Linked DNA regions of Homo sapiens: region 1 is linked to region 2. Evidence: chromatin contacts called from ENCODE POLR2A ChIA-PET data. All regions are on one chromosome and are shown on one strand. Each heading gives the region's core, a stretch centred on a gene start or an enhancer-like site at or near the end of the contact. The rest is flanking DNA. Distances are from core to core; before and after follow the strand shown. Region 1 overlaps LOC105370777 (a long non-coding RNA gene). Region 2 has its middle 150 kb from the start of LINC02694.

Region 1 (6,815 bases), core at 1,798-4,297, 440 kb before region 2:
ATCCATCTAGTTATTAGTAAGTGAATGTGTGTGTGTGTGTGTGTGTGTATGTGTGTGAGTTTGTGAAATCAAGACCATACTATTTTTAAAAATGCCTGTTTTCACTCAGCCATATATTATGAACTATGAGCCATATATTTTGATTTTTCCTACATCACTGTTATTCTATGGCATTATTTTAAGTGGTTTCATAAATTTACTCAATTTATAAATGGTTTTACATTTTTTTGAAATATAAACAACATGCTATTAATATCTACATATATAGATATAAAAGAAAATGTATCTGATTAATTTTCTTGGAGGAGCTTCTGATTAAAGTACATTTTAAAGGCTTTAGATCCATATTCTCCCCTCCTAGAAGGTAGGAACCATTTTCACTTTTTACCCATAGCAAATTAAAGCCCCATTTCCTTGCATCCCGATCAGAACTTCTTGTTTCAGTCATTGCTAATTTGGTAAGCCAAACATGGTATTTCATTATTTAAATTTATCTATTATTAGGAAGGATAATAATTCATTTGTTATTCAGTCATTTCTTCATGAGTTGTCTGTTTATTATACTGAGCATATTTTTTGTCTTTATTTTTGTCGTGTCTGTTGCTGACTTCTAAGAGCTGTATAATTAAAGAACTTAACTCTCTTTCCATCATTAGTTTCTTTTTCATTATTCTTTTTGTGAATGCATGTGAAATTTTGTGAATGCATGTGAAAATTGTTTTAAATTTTATTGATGGCACTTCTAACTTTCAGAAGTTATGCTTTTTAGGTAGTCAGATTTAATAATTTTTATAAGTTAATTTTGTCTTTAAATGGTTGCTTACTCAGAATATCCTTCCTCCAAGATCATAAAAGTGTTCATAATATTTTCTACCAGTTTTAAAAAATGTGCTATTGTTATATTTAGTTCTTGAGTATGTCTGGAATTTGATTTGGTGTACATTATGAGGGAGGAAGTTAACATTCTCCCTTGTATTTAGCCTATCACCTAAATAATATACTAGTCTTCAAATGATTTTACATAAACCTATCACAAACCATATTTTACATGCACTTGCATTAGTTTAGAACTTTATATTTTGTTCTATTGATCTGTTTATTCTTAGACTTCTACTACAGTATTTCAATTGTTGTTGTTTTATAATATGGCTTAATGACTTTAATGAATTCCCTCTGCTTGTTATTACTTTTATCACTCTTATTATTTAAAACTTTTTTCTTGGATACTTTTATAGTTCATTCTCGCAGGAAAATTTCAGAATATTTTGTTAAACATTTTTGAAAAAATATCTCATTGGTATATTATAACTGCATTTAATATATTACATGAATCTTGGGTAATCTGAGTTCTTTTCAGTATTTAGTCTTCTTATTCAGATGTACTTTTTACTTGTGAAGTAGCTTTATTCTCTGCAGACATTTTCTGAGGTTATAATCGTTATGTCTTTTTTATTAAATTTTTTTATTTCCATAGGTTATTGGGGAACAGGTAGTGTTTGGTTACATGAGTAAGTTCCTTAGTGGTGATCTGTGAGATTTCGGTGCATATCACCTGAGCAGTATACACTGCACCCAAATTGTAGTCTTTTATACCTCACCCTCTTCCCACCCTTTCCCTCGAGTCCCTAAAGCCATTGTTTCATTCTTATGCCTTTGCATCCTCATAGCTTAGCTCCCACTTATGAGTAAGAAGATACGGTGTTTGGTTTTCCATTCCTGAATTACTTCGCTTAGATGCTCTCCAATTCCATCCAGGTTGCTGTGAATGCCATTAATTCGTTCCTCTTTATGGCTGAGTAGTATTCCCTTGTGTGTGTGTGTGTGTGTGTGTGTGTATTTATATATATATGTGTATATATATGTATATATGTGTATATAGATGTATATATATGTGTATATCTGTATACGTGTATACACATATGTATATCACAGTTTCTTTATCCACTCATTGATTGATGGGCATTTGGGTTGGTTCCACATTTTTTGCATTTGCGAATTGTGCTGCTATAAACATGCATGTGCAACTAATTCTCCACAGGGTGAAGATGTAAAATGTTCTATATTTATCAATGACTTTTTTACTATAGTAAATATATTTGTTGCTCTTACTGCCAATTAATCATGGACTCATCATCCAGTAAGATAAATGTTTAAAGGGTGCTTGGGAGTGGGGGTTGCATAAAGCATTAATAAAAGAAGTAATCTGTGGCTTCACTGATCTATGTTGATCTTCACTTTAGTTTTACTATGGCTATTATATACATGGATTTATACATAATATACTATGAGTATTTTCTAAATTAATTTCTGCCACAATAATTTTTATCTTGTGGTAAACTACTGTTTAGAAAATAGGTATTAATTTCTCCTGTTACTTGGTGGAAATTATAAATACAAGATTTCTCCCTTTAATCCATCCCTTTGCCATCTGAAACCTCACATTTCTGTAGCCCCTTGTTTTCTTCTTTCCTGGCACTGAATTGCCCTCTAAAGGGATATTCAGAACATAATGTTGTGTGCCCTGTACTGTCCATAAGTCATTCTCTCCTGAATGATTTGCTTGGATGAAAGGTGCAACTGTTATGTTACCACCTGGCTTCTTAAAGGGGAAGGGACCTTTATCCTTTCAATAATTGCAAATACTTCTAACAAAATAAACAGGTAACAAAGTGAAACTTGCTTTTCATGTATTCTCTAGGATTTCAGAAAAATATAACATTAACAAAGTTTAGAGGGTAACAGATTTCTCCCTGAACAAGAATCTGTTAAAAGTAGTACTGCATTTTCATGTCTCTCTAGCAGTGTCCCGACAGATGTTTAAGCCTGTGAAGGAGGGTGGAAATGGCAGAGAAGCCACAGGAAGTATAGTGAGTCATGCCACTCCAATTGTGAGCCCTCCATAGAATCCTAAATAAATATAGTTCGGATACTTTGCACACTAATCACCTTTAGTAGTGATATGACTCTTGGATATTTTTAGAACCCTTTTTCTAGGGCATGTTGCACCTGGGCACAGTAGAGCCAGCATTACCTGGCTATATGCCTTGTCCTGTTCGGAAGACAGCCTGTGCGGGCGGCTAACAAAAGAACCTATGTCTCTTGGCCTTTTCCATGGGTCCTTGCCCAGGGCTACCTGTTACTGGTATTTGAGTAATTTTGAACAGTGCACGATATCAGGACTTTTCCTGAATGGTCTCAAAAATTGACTTATTGCCTGCCTTTCTCAGTTATTCTGGAAAATTGGGATGGATGGGAAGATTTGGAAAATACAGTCCTTGTTTTCTGCCTAGAAATAGTCCTAAAACTGTCTTACTGTTATCAAATTAGCCACCCGGTCACTTTTATCTAGAGGACAGGATCACTGAAGGTGAAGAGTTGAGCTAAAACTGTATAAAAGTTGCTGGTATTTTTTCCATAGTGCTACAGTGATTATGAGAAAAATCATGTATTTTATCTTTAGGGGAGCCCACGTGAATTTGAGCATCTCAGATTTGATTTTCTGCTCTGATACTGTATTCTAGAGTCATTCCTTGCCCTTAAGAAGATGATTTCAAGGCCAGCAACCACACAGATAAGAATAACCAGTCTCATGAATCAATTCCATTAAAGTGTTTGTTTACATTCTTTGCTTCTAGAAATACAAACCAATTAGTTGTTTGAGAAAAGTTCTGAGAAAAACGAGAATCATGGGGACATGAGGGGAGAAGGATGTGGTGACAGATTGGTCTCTGCTCCTTTTTCTACTCTGTTTGGCATAGACTATACTTTTTGAAGTTCATGATATGATAAATCACTTAAATGTTTTTTGTGTGTTTATCCTCTGCACAGTGTTTCTGCTAGTTGGATTGGAGTCTGCTTTTGTGAAGAGCTGATTGTGGGGTAAGAGTCTGCTCAACATTTGTAGGATAAGTTCACTGGAGGAGATGCAGGGTGGAGGACACTTTTCTCCATCATAGCCAGGGAACCAGAATCGAATGAACACTTTTAGCTCACTGTCCTTCTGGGCTAGTGTCTTATCTTTGCCTTTTTGAGGTGTATAGAAGAATCATTGTTTGATTTTCTGAGCTATGACCAGCTCTCAAAAACAGGGATTTATATTTTTGGTCTCTGCAATGTCCTCATTACAGCATGAAAAAAGAAAAGGTCAGGAGACATGGAAAATGTGTTTCTCTGGGAAATTCTGGATATGAAATGAGAAGTCCTAGATCAGGAGTTTTTAAATCTTCTTGAACAAAACATAACTTAGATATCAGAGGCAAAATAATATGGTTCAAGCCCAGTCCTACTTCCATCTGTCCTGTGTATGTGGAGCATTCAGAAACTTTATGAATTTCTGCTGGAGAAAAGAAATCATAGATATGAAATTAACAATGGTAAAAAGGATAGATATGTGCAAAATAGACAAAAAAATGTTACAGAACATGCAGAAGCAGGATCCATTCATTCTAATTGTAGGGAGTAAGGAAGCACTCTAGAGAGGAGGTGGTATTTCAGTAAGATTCAAAATATTTCAACAGGTTGAGAATTTGAGGAGGGGAAGTATTTCAAATGGAGGCAATGCTTAAGCCCAAAAGCATGAAAGACCTTATTGCTGAGAATATTCACTTCCCAGAGGCATTAAATACAAGTGGAATAAGTCCAGAGTTTCTTTCTCAGACCTGACCTAACAGCAAAATATGTGATCTGCATCAAGTCAGTTTCCTCTGTGCAAAATCAGATGCAGATTGCTGTCTCAGGATGACACCTCAAAGTCCTCAGACATCACAAGACATATGCAGTGACCAAAAATGAACAGAGCCCTGGGAGGGAGAAAAGGCTTCTGTCAGATTTTGTCCTATTATATAGATAGATTTTTCAGATTACTTAGAATCTTGGAGTTACTTTTTTTTTTTATTCTGAGTATCATTTGTAGAGCTTGAAAACGTTTCTTAGAACCTATTCCGTATGGAAAGAAGCATCCTTTTGTGATTATTAGTGATCCTGATTAGTGATTATTGACTACTACTCTGAATTTTCAACAGTGGGTATACTAAACTTTCAGTACTTGTTAACATTTCAGTTAAAGCAGGCTAGGCAGAGACCTAGAGAGGACAGAGTTGCTCTGGAGTATAGATGGCTTTTTAAAAGCATCTCTTGCTTTATGCTTCCATAACAGAAAAACCAGGAGACAGTTTTTACCAGAAAATGAGATATCCGCCTTATGGTATCCAGATGTCATTCTTATTTTACGTGAAGTATGTGAGCAAGATTTTTGTTTCCCTCTGTTTTGTGTGTGTGTATATTCATCATCTGGCTGTTATCTTTGTAGAGGCACAGTCTCCTTAAAGGTTTTCCAAAAATAACACAAGAATCAAGGGAAGAGGAGGAGGATTAGAAAAGTTTTCTGGGTTAACCACTCAGCTATATCAACACTTGAATACTACATTCTGGATCAGGGAGAAATACTGAAAGCGTAAGCAAAGAAGCAAAATGGCACATGGAAAATGTGTGCCCACACACTTGTGAATGCAAAGAAGTGACTACCTGCCACAGGTGATAGTCAGTGGAGGAAAAAGTCCAGCTGAAAAGCCAGTAAAAATGCCTATCTATCTACCTGTTTGGATTCCTTTCTTCACTAGAGATGAGTGGCTCCAACGAAATCCTAGGGTTCTCATGCAGTAAGGGATCTTTGGGTTAACTAAGTTCCCATATCAAGTAATGACTAGTTCTGAAAGAGTTGAATACACCAAGTACATTTGTCACAATAACAAAAGTTGTTCCTCTTTTATCTTTATTTGGTGATTCAAAAGCAATTTAGTTGGATGATATTTTGTATTGCCATGGAGTCATCATTAGGAATATTAAGACAGTTTTTAAAAATGAATGCAAATTTTTATGCAAAGGAGGTTTAGTTTTATTGCCATAAAATGTCAGAACAACTTGAATTTGGTAAATGCCTGCTTTTTATAAAATTTAAATTTTACCAGTCCATCACTGCTTAGTGTCTTAGGGAAGAAGACGTATTATCTCACCAACTCAGGGGTGAAAATATTTAAAATGTCTCTTCAATTGGTGTGCAACAAAGCTAAATAAAAAGAAGGGAAGATTTGGGTTGTTTACATCTTGATTCAGAGAACTAACCACAAAAATGCATTGGCTTTGACAAAATCTGGCATTAAATTTGTGCATCCCCTTATAGAGTACAAAATGCTGTCATTCATGTTTATGATTTTGTATATCAACTGTCTGTGCTGCATTTCATATATATATAAGTCTTGAGGAGATTAATGATGGAGCCAAAACTAAGCAGCTATTAAATGGCCGTGATGTGACTTGAAACAGTTACTCTCACTGTAGGTACCATACTTTTTCTGCTAAACCTGATGCTTTAACTTCAAGTTTTCAGCAGAGATTTGCAAATTTTAAGAGGTTATCATCATGGCATCATCATATCTCATCATCAAGCTTAGCTTACACATGGGGCAGAGGTTGTGATGATGAGGGAGTAATCATTCCATGCCACCTCCTTTCTTCTTCATTTGAGTTAAATTTATCTAGTTATTATTGGTAAAGAAGAAGAAAAATATACCTCTTGTATTCTTTCTCTCTCTCTCTCAAAGAATCTTCTTTCTTTGGTTATTTACATTATCCTTTATATCTTCCCCACTTTATCAACTCTCCCCCAAATATCTAACCACAGAAATGCCATAGCAGCTGTTTTCTGGGACAAAATGATCCTCTGCCTTTCTGTTTGGGCACCACCCTTGCATACCAGAGATAGACAGGCTGTTCTGATCTCCCTTTGCCTAAGAATCCAGTTAACCACCTTCACAGGC
Region 2 (7,734 bases), core at 2,821-5,320:
CATCCCACTCTTTATCTTCTTGACATCAACTGGCGTGGGCACAGCTTGGTGCTTGTCATGAAATTAGCGATACACCAGCAGCCTATGTGACCACTCTTCCAGACTTCGGTGACTTTTTTTTTTTTTTTTTTTTTTTTTTTGAGACAGAGTCTCACTCTGTCGCCCAGGCTGGAGTGCAGTGGCATGATCTTGGCTCACTGCAAGCTCCGCCTCCCAGGTTCACGCCATTCTCCTGCCTCAGCCTCCCGAGTAGCTGGGACTACAGGCGCCCGCCACCATGCCCGGCTAATTTTTTGTACTTTTAGTAGAGACGGGGTTTCACCATGTTAGCCAGGATGGTCTCGATCTCCTGACCTCGTGATCCACCTGCCTCGGCCTCCCAAAGTGCTGGAATTACAGGCGTGAGCGACCACGCCCAGCCTGGTGATTCTTTTAAATACGTTATGACCCTTCCCTCACCCCACTGGCACCACATGAACCAGTGACCCCAAGTTTGGAAGCACCAGTTCCACTGGATGCCCCCCATTGTTTATGGCTTCCCAGACAAATTCTTAGGCCCTGTGAACTTGTTTTCATACGAGACAAATGAATTCAATTTAGCAGGAAACATCTTATGTCTCAGGGGAGATCTCCAAGTATGAACTACCTTCTGCCAGGGCTGGGCTAATTCTTTTTAAATTAGGCCACTTAAGGATTCTTGCAGTTATTAAAAGTCAAAATAAGTAAAGAAAGATAAACCACCAGTCCCATGGGGAAATCAGAAGAAAGCAGAGTATCCTCAATTTTCCTCTGCTGCTGGGCTATATAGATATCTCACAATGGAATGGACTTGGGGTTTGGACAACTAGTAAGGTAAAAAAGAATATCATAAATAAATCAATTAAAAATAAAATAAATTCATAGCAAGAAAAAGCAGACAAATCCATATGCAAAAGTAGCCGCCCAAAAGAATACCCTCCAATATGCACTATTTGCAGTTTGACTCACCAAATGATTATTACTTAATATTCAAAATAATATAGTGGAATCTAAATCTGTCCTTTGAGCAATCTTTGAGCAATTGCAACCTGCCTTATTGAGGTCTGGGGAAGGCCCTCTCCCAAAGAGAGCCATTGAGGTGGAAATCACCCTTACAGGCAATCCTATCTGACCCACAGTCTTTGATCATCACAGAGGGGGCTCCTCTTTTCCAGGGCAGATAGCTGCATGATAATGCTCATAGTATTTTGCTGTGATTCCCAGACCCCAAGTTTGATTTGGCCTAGTAAGAATAAAGCTGCCGCCGGGTACAGTGGCTCACGCCTGTAATCCCAGCACTTTGGGAGGCCGAGGTGGGCGGATCACGAGGTCAGGAGATCAAGACCATCCTGGCTAACACAGAGAAACCCCGTCTCTATTAAAAAATACAAAAAATTAGCCAGGCGTAGTGGTGGGCGCCTGTAGTCCCAGCTACTCAGGAGGCTGAGGCAGGAGAATGGTGTGAACCCAGTAGGCGGAGCTTGCAGTGAGCCAAGGTCGCGCCACTGCACTCCAGCCTGGGCAATAAGAGTGAGTCTCCGTCTCAAAAAAAAAAAAAAAAAAAAAAAAAAAAATCTGCCACCAGTATACACTGAATCCTTCTTGAAAACCTGGGACAATTATATAAGTCAGCTTGGAAATCCAGTACTTTGTACTCTTACACACACTGACGATGGCTTTTTCTTGCTTTTTTCCACCCCTAATTTTAATTGTTTATTGATTCCAATAATTATTTTCTAGGCAACATTTCACTTTCTAAATGGCTGGCTACAGGAAGGTCTTTTGCTGTTGAAATGTTTGGAACAAGAGACTGGTTCTTTGAGGTAATTGTGTATGCATATTTTATGAAAGCTGTTATCAGCTACTCATCCACGACTGTGAAACAGTCTTCCTTCTTTTTATAGAGCTGAAAAAAGATGAGAATAGATGGTTTTCTGTTGCAGCTAGGGTGAGTGTTCATGGAATTCACTTCTTCCACCCCCTGCTGATGCACTTAGTGTTTATCTTCTGTCACATACAGGACCCAAAACAGAACTTTTGTTCACAAGGAGCACGGGTAGAATTAGATGGTGAAAACACTTTTCAACTCTTTCAAAGCTATAACTTTAATAATATTGTAAATAGGCTGGGCACGATGGCTCACACCTGTAATCCCAGCACTTTGGGAAGCCAAGGTGGGAGGATTGCTTCAGCCCAGGAATATTGAGGCCAGGCTGGGCAACATGGCGAGACCCTGTCTCTACAAAAGATGAAAAATTAGCCAGGGGTGGTGGCATGTGCCTGTACTCCCAGCCACTCAGGATGCCAAGGTGGGAGAATCGCCTAAGCCTTGGAGGTTAAGGCTTCAGTGAGCCATGATTGCTTCACTGCATTCCAGCCTGAGTAACAGCGCAAGACCCTGCCTCAAAAAAACAAAAAAACAAAAAAACAAAAAAAAAAGAAAGAAAGAAAGAAAAAGAAAGAAAAGAAAAGAAAAAAAAAGACACTGATTCCTAGGTAAATTATGGAATTTATCTCAAATTAAACTTTGGTTCAGTTCAAGTCCAAATAGAATTGTTTTGCCTCCTTCCCACTAATACAATTTGAGACCCTGAAATACTCAAAGGATTGCCTTTGATGGCATCCTGAGATTTTATCTGGGGCAAAATGGTAATTTTTTCTGTTTAAGGTTGCTGATTTTGTGAAGCTTTTTAAACTGCATTTTGTTTCCCATTCGTTTTCAATTTACTTTCAGTACACTTTGGTATCTGTGGAGGTCCTAATACCTTTTGAGTGGGCATGTAATTATAGTGTAGTAGAAGGCAATAGTGGGTCACAGCTGACAGAGCAGGCTCCTGCCAAAACTAATTTTCATTGATAGGATTCCTACAACTGAATCAAACATAGGAAGCCCATATCAATCAGAGTGAACTACTGTAGAGTTCTACCCAAACCATTTTAGCTTCTCTGGGCTCCATTTTTTTTGCAGAATAGAGACATTGGCTGAGATTATCTCCTTCCTGCTGCCTCCCAGAAGGTTAATGCCAGGAGGTCCAGGATACATCTCATGATTTAATTATCAGATCCCCTTTCTTTAGAATTTCCTCTTGAGCTGCCCAAGTCTTATTATTGATTTTTGGGAGTACCTGGGACTACAGGCTTATGCCATCATGCCTGGCTAATTTTTAAATTTTTTGTAGAGATAGGGTCTCACCATGCTGCCCAGGCTGGTCTCAAACTCCTGGGCTCAAGCAGCCCTCCTACCTCAGCTTCCCAAAGTGCTGGGGTTACAGGCATGAGCCACCACGCCAGGCCTATTTTTCTGTATAAACTGAGTATGTATTTAAGATTTTTATGCATATTTTGAAAGTTTTACATTGCTGGTCAAAGTTAAAAAAGTATTCTTTTGTAGGCTGATAGTTTACTTAAAACATATTTGAGAAAGCTTTTGGTTTCTATTTCCAGTTGCTCAAACCATGTTTCGGAATTTCTAAATCATGTACATTTGCTTTTGTTCTTTTTGTTCTCACCCCTTATCAGGCAGCAGTGTTTAATAATCCATAGGCTATAGACCTCTGCAGGACTCTCTGGAATCTTAGCCACTTTGGATTTCCTTATAGCAGTGACATCATTTCTATTGCTAATTCTATGCCAATGCCCCTTTGGGGAATGCATTTATTCCTAAAATACACTGTCATAAAATTAAATGACTATATCAATTGCCAACAATATATTTTATACAAATGACATTTTGTTCCCAAAAATAAATCACTATGGGAAAGATACCTCACAAATCATGTTTTGTGAGGCTCTAAGTTTCAATTCTAACAACATCCTCACCCCTCCCCATTTACAGTAATCTGCCTTAGAGATTCGTAGCTTATCCAATTAATAAGCTTTCTCATCAAAATCTGGCATTTAACTGACATGAGCTTTCTTTACCAATTTTATCCTGTGTCTGTGTGTATACTCTGTTTGGAGGAATGTGCATTTGAATGGAGGCTGAGGCAGAGATGGAGGGGGAAGGATGTGCAGGATTATCAGTGGCATGCCTTGTGTGTGAGTGAGCCTGGATGTGCCTGCAATGGAATTTCCTCTGGTCGTTAATCATGAACATATTTATTACTTGAACCTTGTTTTTCCCCTGATGTGTGTGTTAAATCATATATTTTCCATCCTAACATAAGTAATTAAGTTTTGAGTTATTTATATATCCCTATTTTACTTCCTCATTGCAAAGGGTAAGTGAAACAGAATGAACTCACAAGTTAACACAATTGTATTAAGGCAATGCACTCAGTGGCAAAACTAAAAACTGAAACGGAAAAGCTTGCTTTCAGTGTCTCCTTCTTAGATTATTTAAAACGTAGAAAAAATCAAGCAATATACACCAATATAAGAGCCAATTCCATAAAGTATTAGTGACAATAAATCTCCTACAGACAGAAACTTTGTAAGAGGTTCAAAATAGACACAGTAAGAGTAAGTATGACTGGGCATAATGGCTCACACCTGTAATCCCAACGCTTTGGGAAGCCAAGGCGAGCAGATCACGAGGTCAGGATATCGAAACCATCCCGGCCAACGTGGTGAAACCCTATCTCTACTACAAATACAAAAATTAGCTGGGTGTGGTGGCATGTGCCTATAATCCCAGCTACTCAGGAGGCTGAGGCAGGAGAATCTCTTGAACCCGGGAGGCAGAGATTGCAGTGAGCTGAGATCATGCCACTATACTCCAGCCTGGAGACAGAGAGAGACTCCATCTCAAAAAAAAAAAAAAAAAAAAAAAAAAGATTAAGTGCATGTCCCAAATCAATCCATGACACAAAACAATGCATCCCACTACCATCCTTTTCCAAACACAAGACTATTTCTGTATTTTTTGGTTACATTGCTTCTATGCTAACATGAATTAAAAAGAGCTTGGTTTTGTTCTGCCTCACAAATTGTAATGCTGTTTGCATTTCTCACTGTGCTACAATGAAACTTTATTGCCACCCGCTAATCCCTGGAATCTCTGTATCCAGAGTGTAGAAGTAATGAAGATACAAATAACCAAACCACTAAAACCCTAGACGGCAACTCAAGAATTTGGCAGTGTTTCATTTTTAATTGCAATTATTATTTTGTTTCTTGAATCTTTATTGTGGTTCCATCGCTTTAGAGACACCCAGCTACCCTCTACAACAGTTTTCCAATGTGAAACTAATCTAGCCACTGCCAGATGGTATGGCTTATGCTTTTTTCCCTCCTGGAGAGAAGAATTTGAGATTATATGCTATTGGAAAAACATGATTGTTGTTATTCCAAAATGTGCAAGTCATGGTGTATATTCCTCCAGAAATGTTTGTACCAGTCCATGGCTTCAACCCAGAATCCCTCCTACCAGCCTGAAAGACCAAGTTGGAAAGTTATTTAGGACTTTAGAGACATATGCTCAACTTTGCATCTCATTCTCAACTTGACCTGTGGTCAGTTTTGAAATTTAACCTACTTTTTAAACATTTAGTTTAGGGACTAAGACAAAAAAGCTCAATAGGGTTAGGTAAAGTGCTTAAATAATGGGGATGATTTTTCTTGATGAGGGAAGCTATCTTCAAGGCTGCAAAGAGGGTTAGGACAAGGATGGTAGCCACAAGTTGTGTATTTTATTTGAGCATGAGCCAAAATAAACTTATTAACTGTTAGCTGAAAGCAGGCTAGAAATAAGACATTTCTTACTTTATATTTTTAAGCTTTTAATTGTATTAAAAATAAATTTCTCTTTCAATATTAAAAAAGAATAGATAGAACTAAATAGAAAATAAACAGCTATGTCAACTTAAGACAAATTAAAGGACTTTTCAAAGTTCTCTTTGTGCAGTCCTAAGAATGCTCAGTCTATTACTAGTGCAAAGAATTTCAGAAACAAGTCACCATCATGAGCTGACAGGAAAATAAATTCAGGCTCATTCTTGAAATCCAGGATTACAAGGCACTTCACTCTCAGATTGGGCCCCCCAGTTTCCATCACACCACAGCTGGGTGGCAAAAGGTCAACATACAGCCATTTTTAGGACTAAAAGATACTGAGCCCTTGAAAATTGCAGACTATTTACTGTTGTCCCACAGTAATTGTGGAAGAGTCTTGGAAGCTCTTCTGAGAAATCCAGTGTAGTAAGAATGGAGAGAGAAAACGACAATATGAATAAAGGAAATCTAAGAGGGTTACAGGAACTAAAGAAATGACAGGAGTTCCTCCTCCCTTGCAGCAGGGGCTACAAATAGCCAGCTTCTATGGTACTCATTGACAAGACCTCAGACTTTTGAACGATCATTCAGCAGCTTTGTTCTGTTCAACAGACACTGATAAATGTTCCATGCACTGCACTAGGTTCTGGGGATACAATAATGCAATACATACAGAATCTCTCCTGACATGACTTAAGCTCTGAAGGAGGCCACAGATGGGTAAACCAGTAATTTCAATAAATCATTCTTCCCCTTCTCTCTTCACCTGGATGAGTGCAGCTCAGCCCTCCAGGGGAGCTTATATGACTCCTCCATGGTAGAAAGCCTCCTCAACTTACCCAGCTGGCTCGGTGTTCACGGTTGTGTTTCACAACGCTTTTCACATTTGTCATTTAGGAACATGTTTGTGTAGGCCGGGCGTGGTGGCTCACACCTGTAATCCTAGCACTTTGGGAGGCCAAGGTGGGCTCATCACGAGGTCAGGAGATCGAGACCATCCTGGCTAACAAGGTGAAACCCCCATCTCTGGTAAAAATACAAAAAGAAAAAATAGCCAGGTGTGGTGGTGGGCACCTGTAGTCCCAGCTACTTGGGAGGCTGAGGCAGGAGAATGGCATGAACCCAAGAGGCGGAGCTTGCAGTGAGCCGAGATCATGCCACTGCACTCCAGCCTGGGTGACAGAGTGAGACTCCATCTCAAAAAAAAAAAGTTTTTGTGTAAATATTTTCTAGAATACATTTTCTGTATAAAGGAAACTATCTGGTTTTGCCAATGCAGTCTTCCAAGCACAGAAGACAATACGTAGCACGCAGGAGGTATTCAAAGTAAACTTGAAGAATCAATCAATGAGAGGTGTTAAAAGCAATGATGAAAGTATACATGGGACACAGTATGAGCACAGAGAAAGGGTACTTTCCTGTGTCCTAAAAAAGGTAACCCATCTGGATTGTGAAGGATCTGTCTATGTTACCCAGGCAAGAAAGGAGGAGACTAGCATACCCAACTGTGAAAGCGACATGTTAAATCTCTGAAGAATGAAATGGCTTGTACCATGTGAGCCATTACAAACAATGCAGCACTACTGGGACAAAAATTAGGCGGGAAGGAGTAGTATAGCATGAAGCTCAAGAATACAGAATAAGAGAAGCAGCCAAGATGGCCAAATAGGAAAAGCTCCGGTCTACAGCCCCCAGCGTGAGCAACGCAGAAGACGGGTGATTTCTGCAGTTCCATATGAGGTACCGGGTTCATGTCACTAGGAAGTGCCTGACAATGGGCGCAGGACAGTGGGTGCAGTGCACCGTGTGCGAGTCGAAGCAGGGCGGGGCATTGCCTCACTCAAGAAGCACACGGGGTCAGGGAGTTCCCTTTCCTAGTCAAAGAAAGGGGTGACAGATGGCACCTGGAAAATCGGGTCACTCCCGCCCTAAAACTGCACTTTTCCGACAGGCTTAAAAAACAGCGCACCAGGGGATTATATCCCGCACGTGGCTCGGAGGGTC

The links. ChIA-PET counts read pairs that join two places held with the same protein, here RNA polymerase II (POLR2A).
Region 1: POLR2A ChIA-PET joins it to region 2 with 10 read pairs in BJ. The contact joins two enhancer-like sites. POLR2A ChIA-PET finds 5 or more read pairs at or near these places in 2 of 52 experiments (BJ and activated T-cell).

What each region holds. Positions count from the first base shown.
Region 1 is chr15:39,283,748-39,290,562 of GRCh38, reverse strand. All of the region lies in intron 1 of LOC105370777 (a long non-coding RNA gene), which reads left to right. Among named protein-coding and RNA genes, the nearest start is that of LINC02915, 36 kb to the right of the region's middle. Within about 2 kb of position 3,047, at least 4 of the 41 ENCODE cell types and tissues checked have a DNase peak (open chromatin) inside an H3K27ac peak, as active enhancers do.
Region 2 is chr15:38,840,732-38,848,465 of GRCh38, reverse strand. No RefSeq gene overlaps it. Among named protein-coding and RNA genes, the nearest start is that of LINC02694, 150 kb to the right of the region's middle. Within about 2 kb of position 4,070, at least 2 of the 41 ENCODE cell types and tissues checked have a DNase peak (open chromatin) inside an H3K27ac peak, as active enhancers do.